Regions from separate parts of the Mus musculus genome. Here region 2 is linked to region 1. Evidence: chromatin contacts called from ENCODE Hi-C data. All regions are on one chromosome and are shown on one strand. The core of a region is the stretch at or near the end of the contact, and the rest is flanking DNA. Distances in the headings are between cores, read along the strand shown.

What was found. Hi-C counts contacts between places; a loop is a spot of excess contacts on that map.
Region 2: a map of left cerebral cortex shows a loop between it and region 1 (4-fold over the local background). The contact joins the enhancer-like site here to the promoter of Sphkap in region 1. A Hi-C loop is called at or near these places in 3 of 37 maps with a recorded cell type or tissue (all left cerebral cortex).

The regions. Positions count from the first base shown.
Region 1 is chr1:83,406,948-83,410,672 of GRCm38, forward strand. It overlaps Sphkap (SPHK1 interactor, AKAP domain containing), which reads right to left and starts at 1,253. Exons shown (of 12, transcript NM_001356547.1): 1 at 1,033-1,253. The coding sequence starts at 1,060.
Region 2 is chr1:83,549,339-83,553,583 of GRCm38, forward strand. No RefSeq gene overlaps it. Among named protein-coding and RNA genes, the nearest start is that of Sphkap, 140 kb to the left of the region's middle. Within about 2 kb of position 2,099, at least 1 of the 3 ENCODE cell types and tissues checked has a DNase peak (open chromatin) inside an H3K27ac peak, as active enhancers do; it is left cerebral cortex, where a contact is called at or near this core.

The DNA.
Region 1 (3,725 bases), core at 3-2,502:
GAGTTGGGGTGGGGAGATAAGAAGTAAGAGCCTAAAAGATTAGCCCTGAGCCTCGGTGGAGTTGAAAGGTGGGCCTGTGGGATCTCAGCATGGCAGCCCAGGCTGCAGCATTCAACAGTACTAGGAGCTCTAGGTGTGAACTGCGAATGCTCAGTTTCCTGCTGGGCAGAGAGCACAAAGGGCTCAAAGCTACCTGCTCAGTTGGGCACCTGAGAGATAGACTCGGTTCAACCCGGATATTTTTTAGGGAGAAGAACAAAAGTCATAGAGTACTGAATTCTCCAGCTGGGTCCGGAGTAGAGCAGAACAGGAGGAAAGAGAGAGGAAACACAAGACCAAACAACAAAACATTGTAACCACGTCTTTCAGGTGGCTGGACTTACCGGTCTGGGGAAGGGACTCAGACACTAGGTGGAACTAGCGCTTCAGAGATGCTAAAGGACCAAAGAGGTCTCCTCTGCCCAGGATTACAGGTGGGCTCAGGTTAGTGCCAGTGAGAGATCTAAGAGATCTCCCCCTCCCCAAGCCTACAAGACCTTGTAGCTCACTCCAAAGCCCCAAACACTAACCCAGGTTAAGGTCAACAGAACTGGAGGTAAATCAGCTTTGGTCTTGATCCCTCAGGTCTCTGTTCTCCACCTTGGAACGCATTCCAAGTCAAGGCGCAAAACTGCTCCAGGTAATATAACACTAAAAGCCCGATTCCCCAGATACCTCGCCTGGCAGAGGAGACCTCACCACCACTACCCGCCCCCAGCCCCCCCTCCCCCAGCCTTAGAGGCAGGCACCTGGCTCCAGCACACAGGCCCCACCCAGCCGGGCGCCCAGTGGGGTAGCTAACAGAATTGAAGCCCCCACCCCTCACCCCCACCTCTCAAGGGCCGATCCCAAGGATCAGTCGTGCAGGAACTTGACTTCTCCGTGGGAATCTCTAAGGAGAGCAAAGGGTGGAAAGCAACTTTGCCTATGATCTCTAGTGCCCAGCGGAGTTTGAGAGACATCACATTAGGCATATGGAGAAGCGAGTCTTACCTTTGCACAGAAAGCCGGGAGTTGACATCCATGGTTGACCGCAGGCAGAGAAAAGCTGACAGCGCAGGCGAAGGCTAAGAAGCCTGAGCGCCCTGCGCGAGGACAGAGACGTGCAGGCTGGAGCAGCAGTGACTGAGACCCGCAGCGGAGATTGATGCTCGCTCCTCCCTGGCCACCAAGCGCTGCAGAGATGTCCTGGTGGCGCCTCCTGTGGTCTGCTCAGATCTTGAAAACTGCTGGCTGGACTTGACCCTTCAGCCTAATTCCCGCCTCCCTCCCAGGTCTCGGGGGACTGACTGCCTTCTGTGCCTTTCGCTGTTGCTCCCTGCTCACTCCCCTCCCCTTAGTCCAGTCCCGCCCCTTGCTTTCTCTGGTGAACACCAAGTCTCAGCCCTGAAGTTGTTCATCCACTTGGCTGCATTTACAGGCTCACTTCTGGCAGTTCTGGCTTCCCGCTGCCCCTACTGGTGGCACACACATCCCCTTGAAGACCCTCTATTTGTCCTCTACAACAAAACAGGAGGTGCAGGCGTGGTCACTTGTGTCAATGTATCCAGCTCCTTTGCTTTCTTCTAAGCCTCTGTCCTGTTTTAACTCTCTCCTGTCTCCATGTAACTCATTTTCCTTAAATGGGACACCATCATCTCTCACCTGTTTGACCCTATGAGGAGATAAAAGTTTCAAAAACTCGCGACAGTGGCCATCCTTCTGAGGCAGCTTTCAGAACCGAAGGCAAGATTTACTGATGCTCTATTGTCTGCTCAGCATCTCTTTGAGCAGAAACAGACTTTTTTTTTAAAGAAAGAAATCAAGACACTGATGATAGCAACTCTCTGTTAAAAAGAGGGCATGGAACCTTGTGCCCTTTCTTTTTGAATTGAAAAGCAAACTAAAAATGAATACCCTGAGACTTCCAGGAATGGGAAGATGAGATAAATAAAATTTCCCCTTTTGCTTCTTGCAAGTCTAACTAGGACTCTCCATATTATGAATTGTATATAGAAAAATTCTGGCAGAAGCAAGGAGAACAACTAGGGGCCTGACCATGCAAAGAATGTAGTGGGGGTCTCTAGCCAAATGACAGAAACAGCCTAGACAGGCAGAAAATGCACAGATACCTGCTTCATGATGGCTGAATGTTAGAGGAGAAAATCCCACTCTAAACTGTAACACCAAAGGCTATGGGGGAAGTTCATATTCCAGTGTCCTGAGCTGGAAGGATGCAAGTCACTCGTAGGGTCAATTGTGCAAGAAAGACTAAGCATGGATCAGGACTTTCATCCCTTCCAGGAAGAAGCAATTGACATCTCCACAAATTGGCACCAATAGAGGGTTCTCCTAACCAGCCACAATACCACCCAGATAGATGTTATGAGAGCAAAGAAGGTGGGGAGATTTTGAGCTCTGTATAGCCCTTAGAGAACCTTGGTGGCAATTTAGAGGAGGCCTAAAGCTCAGAAGTAATGAGGTCATGTAGCAGCCTTGGTGCACATCTTTGGAGACATAGCCACAGAGCTATCAGTTAGACCAGAAAGGAACTACCTAGCAAGGCTGAGGTGTGGACCACTATCCCTTCAGAAGTAATCTGGGAGCCTAATAAGCTAATGTACTGGCAGTAATAGAGCAGCATTGTCCTGCCTGCTTTGACCTGCAAGAAGCTAGCTAAAGCAATTAAGTAAGACTCAGGCTTCAGACATATTATCCTAAGTCATCAGGTTTGTGAGGACATTATGTATCAGGCTAATAACTAATAAAAACACACAAAGCAATTAGTAGGAACCCTGAACTGACATGACAGAGATGTTAAAACAATCCTTCACATTTTTATAAACAGGTATTATAAAAGTAGAGTTGGTCTCTTGTATCAGCAATTTCCACATCTGTGAGGACATCTAATGTTTGGTAAAATGATTTGAAAAGGCAGGTCAGGTTTGCCTGAGTATCCTCAGATTTGGAACAATATCCTGGGGCAGAAAGCCAAACTCAGTATGCAAATTTAAAATAATTGAAATCACATAATGGGGAAAAAAAAAAGAAGAAGCAAAATCAAGAACAGAAGAAACACTGGCTGGCAAGCCATCCTACAGGCTTACATTTTTAGGCTTGCTCAGGCCCCTGTATGAGTGGCAGGCCAGCATGGGCTTCATCATGAGATGCAGAACAAGATCTCATTTCAAAGCAAAACAGCAAACCAGCAAAGACCAAGCAAACTCTCCCCTATACACTTCAAAATATAGGGACCAAAGAGGAGGGTATCTAAAGAAAACTTTAAAAAATACTTTAAGTTCAATGTGTATTTCATCTCCTAGAAACTATTAAGCAGGCCTGATTGGAAGTTACTTTGCACCAAATGAATATGTAAGAAAAGTACCAATTGGTGATGTAACCTTCTTTCTCAAGGATGCAGAGAGAAAAGCAGTGTAAAATAATGCCAAACCAAGAAGGCCATGGGTCTCGGAAGGAGCAGTTCGGGAAAGAAAGTATTTGACTTGCAATAGCAATAGTGCCAAACTGACATTGATACTGGGGACCCATGGAAAAAACAACATGCTGGAGAATGCTTTGAATCTCACTGGTAGCAAGAGACAAATAAATCCTTAAGTCATTGTCTGATCTCCAAACTCACTTGTACTCCTGAGCATGTGCACGTATGCACAAAGCCGCATACAATTAACCAAGATCAGAAAGCAATG
Region 2 (4,245 bases), core at 849-3,348, 140 kb after region 1:
CAATTTCTCACTGTGATGTCTGTATGCAATCTGAAAACTGGACAGTCTAGGTTGAACTAAAACTATGTTTAGGGTCATCTGGGATAGCTCAATGTGTCTGTTATCTCTCTCAACCCAAAGGATAAGTGCATAAACATTGGACATGTTGCTCTCATGGCAAGAGGTAGACAATTAAGAGAGTAAGAAACCATAGGAAAGCCACGGCACACATTGTCTCCTCTAACAATCCAATATCAAAACCACCGTTCACATGACCAAACTGCAAAAGGGTAGATGAGTACAGTTCTGAAGTAGAAACCTCCAGTTTCTTTGGAAAGTTAGTTATGGCAAATGATGTTTTGCTGGGCACACAGGTGAAAGAATGTCTTGCAAAAGCAGACACAGGAAAGAATGTTTTCCTGAAGCTGGCACAGGTGAAAGGATGTTTTGATATAGCAAATGTGTGACAGGACCAGGGATGAAGAAATATAAATATGACCCCACAGACAGTGGTTTGCTCTTCCTCGATATTCTTATCTAAAAATATGTATGTATTGGTTCACCTTACATTGCACTTTTGGACTCAACTGGTGGTAATGCCGCCATTGAGAGAAACTTACCCAAGAACTGAAGCTTGCCACAGACTCATCTCAGGGTGGTTGGTGAACCTGGTGGTTTCCTCAGGATTGAACTAATGCTGCTGGTCTGTGCCTGATGTCTGCCTACCAAAATGACTGGACTGAAACTGCTGGCTAGTACCTGGTGTCTGCCCGACTAGAGGACTACTCTGCAGCTGCCGAGTCATATTTGATGTTTGCTACAGGACTGAATTGCTGCCAAAGAAGATTAAGCTTACCCCAAAAGAATTATGGCTGAACAGGTCCAGTTTCCCCATATCCTAATAACTCTTTTCTTCTACTACCTCTGCTGGGTGGTGGGATAGAGGAGAGGTTGAACCCTTATTAAAAGTAGGTTGCAGGAAATTTATGCCTATACAGTTTATCCACAAAGTGTTTGTGTGTGTGTGTGGGGGGGGGTATTATCCTAATATAATAGCAGATTTGCTTCAGTCATTTTCAGGGTTATATGAAAAGGACAGAGCACAGTATAACTCACCTCTGGTCATTATCTTCTGTAGATTGCTCTAGACATTTTGTTTTAGTTGTATTTGGAGTTTGCTGATAATGAAGACACCACTTACTTCAGTCACAAATCATGGAACAATCACTCTGGTACTGACCTGGGAGTTTGGGCCACATAAGGTAGCTCTCACACTATTGGAAACTGCTGTGTATACTCCCAGAGGAGAAAAATAAGAATCAGCATCACCTGACTATGAACCTTAAGCACTACAATAATGACCATCCTGGTAGGACATGTCCCTTTGACATTGTTTTCTTCATATAAGAACTGTATGTATCATGGTTATTAGTAAACATCACAAATCTTACTTGTGATATATTTCATTTTTAAATTACTGAATATATACACTTGGGCAATAGAATCTGCTTATAAAAATGCAACTTATATGTTATTTAGAAACAATATGCCTTGACAAAACAAACCACTCTAATTATGTGAAAAACAGAAGCCAACATATAAGGCAATTTTATAACTTTCTCCCTAATGGTCTCTGCTATGAGGGAAATAAATTAGAATTAATTTAAAGATAGGATTTAATATTGATGTCAATAGTACATATTTTATATTATATTTGTATGCATGTATATATCTCTGTACAGTACAGATATTTCAATGGATGTATATATAGGCAGATTTATTTACCCACAGAAATGCAAGGGGGCATGCAGTATGTAACACACTCAAGGTCCATTAATTTACTGTGGTACAGTAAGATTTCTAGATTTTGATGAGTCATGTACTTTGTATTTGGGGGTTATAAAAATTTGAACTAAACACTGATGGAGGAGCTGTAGTGCTGTTACAGATACTGAGGAAAGAGTGTTGCAGACAGAAATACTGGAGATTCAGAAAGACCTGCAAGAAAAGGATTTGCACAGGTTTCTATACAGTGAAAGGGGGTCAGAGGGACCGAGAAAGCTGTAAGAGATGAACTGAAAGGTTTAACTGGGATCCATGCCACTGACTGATGAGTAAGCTGGCTTTATAAAAGTGACTCTTGCTTAGGATTGGCAGATGTCATTTCTTCTTCTCTCCAAATATACCTTAATGGCATATGACCATCTTGCCTTAAACACACTTACTTAAAATCTGGCTAATGAATCTGTATATATGGTACTGTTTGTGAAAGATACTAAAAAATCATCATCATCATCAACAACAACAAAGCCTAAAAGAGTTGTCTTCCTACTTTATCAAAGAGAGTAGATATGGATGTGTCCTTCTACTCTGCTAGTCTGTTAAATGATAACTAATGAACAACAGAATATTTCTTTGCACATATCAGCCCTAGAAGTAAGAGGATTTCCCTAGAGGGAGGATTTAGGTGCAGCATGTAGAAGAGAGTGTTCTCTTGGGCATATGGTATGTGGGTGTGTCCCTGGCAGAGTACAGTGTTGGAAAAGAAGTGAAGTTTCATGTGACAAACATTATGTTTTCCTTGTACAGGGAGGAAAGTTATGAGTGACTGTGTTTAAGTTATAGCATAAAAGATAGGATATTTGTTATTGAAGGCAAGGTATAATATCAGAAAACTTTCCCTTCTTTGTATTTTGCTTTTTTTAAAAAATATGTTTTAAAATTTAATCTTTTTACATTCCAGACTTTATCTGCTATCCTGGTCCACTTGCTGACTCTTCCACATCCCATAACCCCCAACCCCATCTCTATGAGGATGTCTCCACCCCGACCTGCACCCCAACAGACCTACCCACTCCCTGGGGACTCCAGTCTCTTGAGGGTTAGGTGCATCTTTTCTGACTGAGTCCAGACCTGGCAGTCCTCTGCTGTATACTTGTTGGGGGTCTCATATCAGCTGGTGTGTGCTACCTGGTTGGCTCAGTGTCTGAGAGACCTCAGGGGTCCAGATTAGTTGAGACAGCTGGTCTTTTCATAGGGTCACCCTCCTCCTTAGCTTCTTCCAACTTTTCCCTAAGTCAGCCACAGGGCTCAGCAGCTCTGTCCATTGGTTGGGTGTAAATATTTGTCTCTTTCAGCTGCTTGTTGGATCTTTTGGAGGGCAGTCATGATAGAGCCCTTTTTGTGAGCACTCCATAGCCTCAGTAATAATGTTAGGCCTTGGGACCTCCCCTTGAGCTGAATTCCAATTTGGACATGTCGCTGGACCTCCTTTCCCTCAGGCTTTTCTCCATTTTTGTCCCTGCAGTTCTTTCAGACAGAAACAATTCTGAATCAGAGTGTTTGACTGTGTGATGGCAACCCCGACCCTCCGCTTGATGCTCTGTCTTTCTACTGGAGGTGGACTCTACAAGTTCTCTCTCCCCACTGTAGGGCATTTCATCTAAGGTCCCTCCCTTTGAGTCCTGAGAGTCTCTCACCTCCCAGGTCTCTGGTACATTCTAGGGGCTCCCCCTACCTCCTACCTCCTGAGGTTGCCTGTTTTCATTCTTTCTCCTGGCCCTCAGAGCTTTAGTCCTGTTCCTCCTGCCCAATACTGATCATGTTTCCCTCTTTCCCTTCCTCTTCCCTTTCCCACCTAGACTGTCCCTCCCCCCTTTCTGTAATTTCTTTCTTCTCCTCCCAAGTGGAATTGAGGTGTCCTCTTTAGCTTGTTAACCTTCTTGATTTCTGTGGATTGTATCCTGGTACATTTTGCTTTAAGTTGCAATATAATGAAAAATGTTGTGAATATCCCATCAGCATTTGTCTCTCCTCTGTTAGCAACTCCATGTCACTTAAAAACATTTGACCAAGCTCATTTCTCATGTATCTTACATGATGTAGTAGTTAGCACTGTCTTCTTGATTTAATACTGTAATTCATTGATCCAAAGATAAGGTTTAATGAAGCTGCGTAGCTTGGTAAGGTTTGCATAGGCTAGGGGCAGAATTATATTTGAATTAAACTTGAAGTCCAAGCTGCCATCATAACTAATAAACAATCAGGCATTCAAAGATTACTCCAGTCAGTACCAGTTTATATATGTAAATGCTCATAAGGTTACAAATCATGGTGAAATGTCAAGTACTACAAATGTATAATCATGCCATGCATTCATTATAAATGAGGTTATTAATAAAACATGCTGACCGCCAGTGTTCAAAAGATGACACAGCGATGGCAGATTAACTTTCATAATACATAGTCTATCAAATAAAAAGGGAT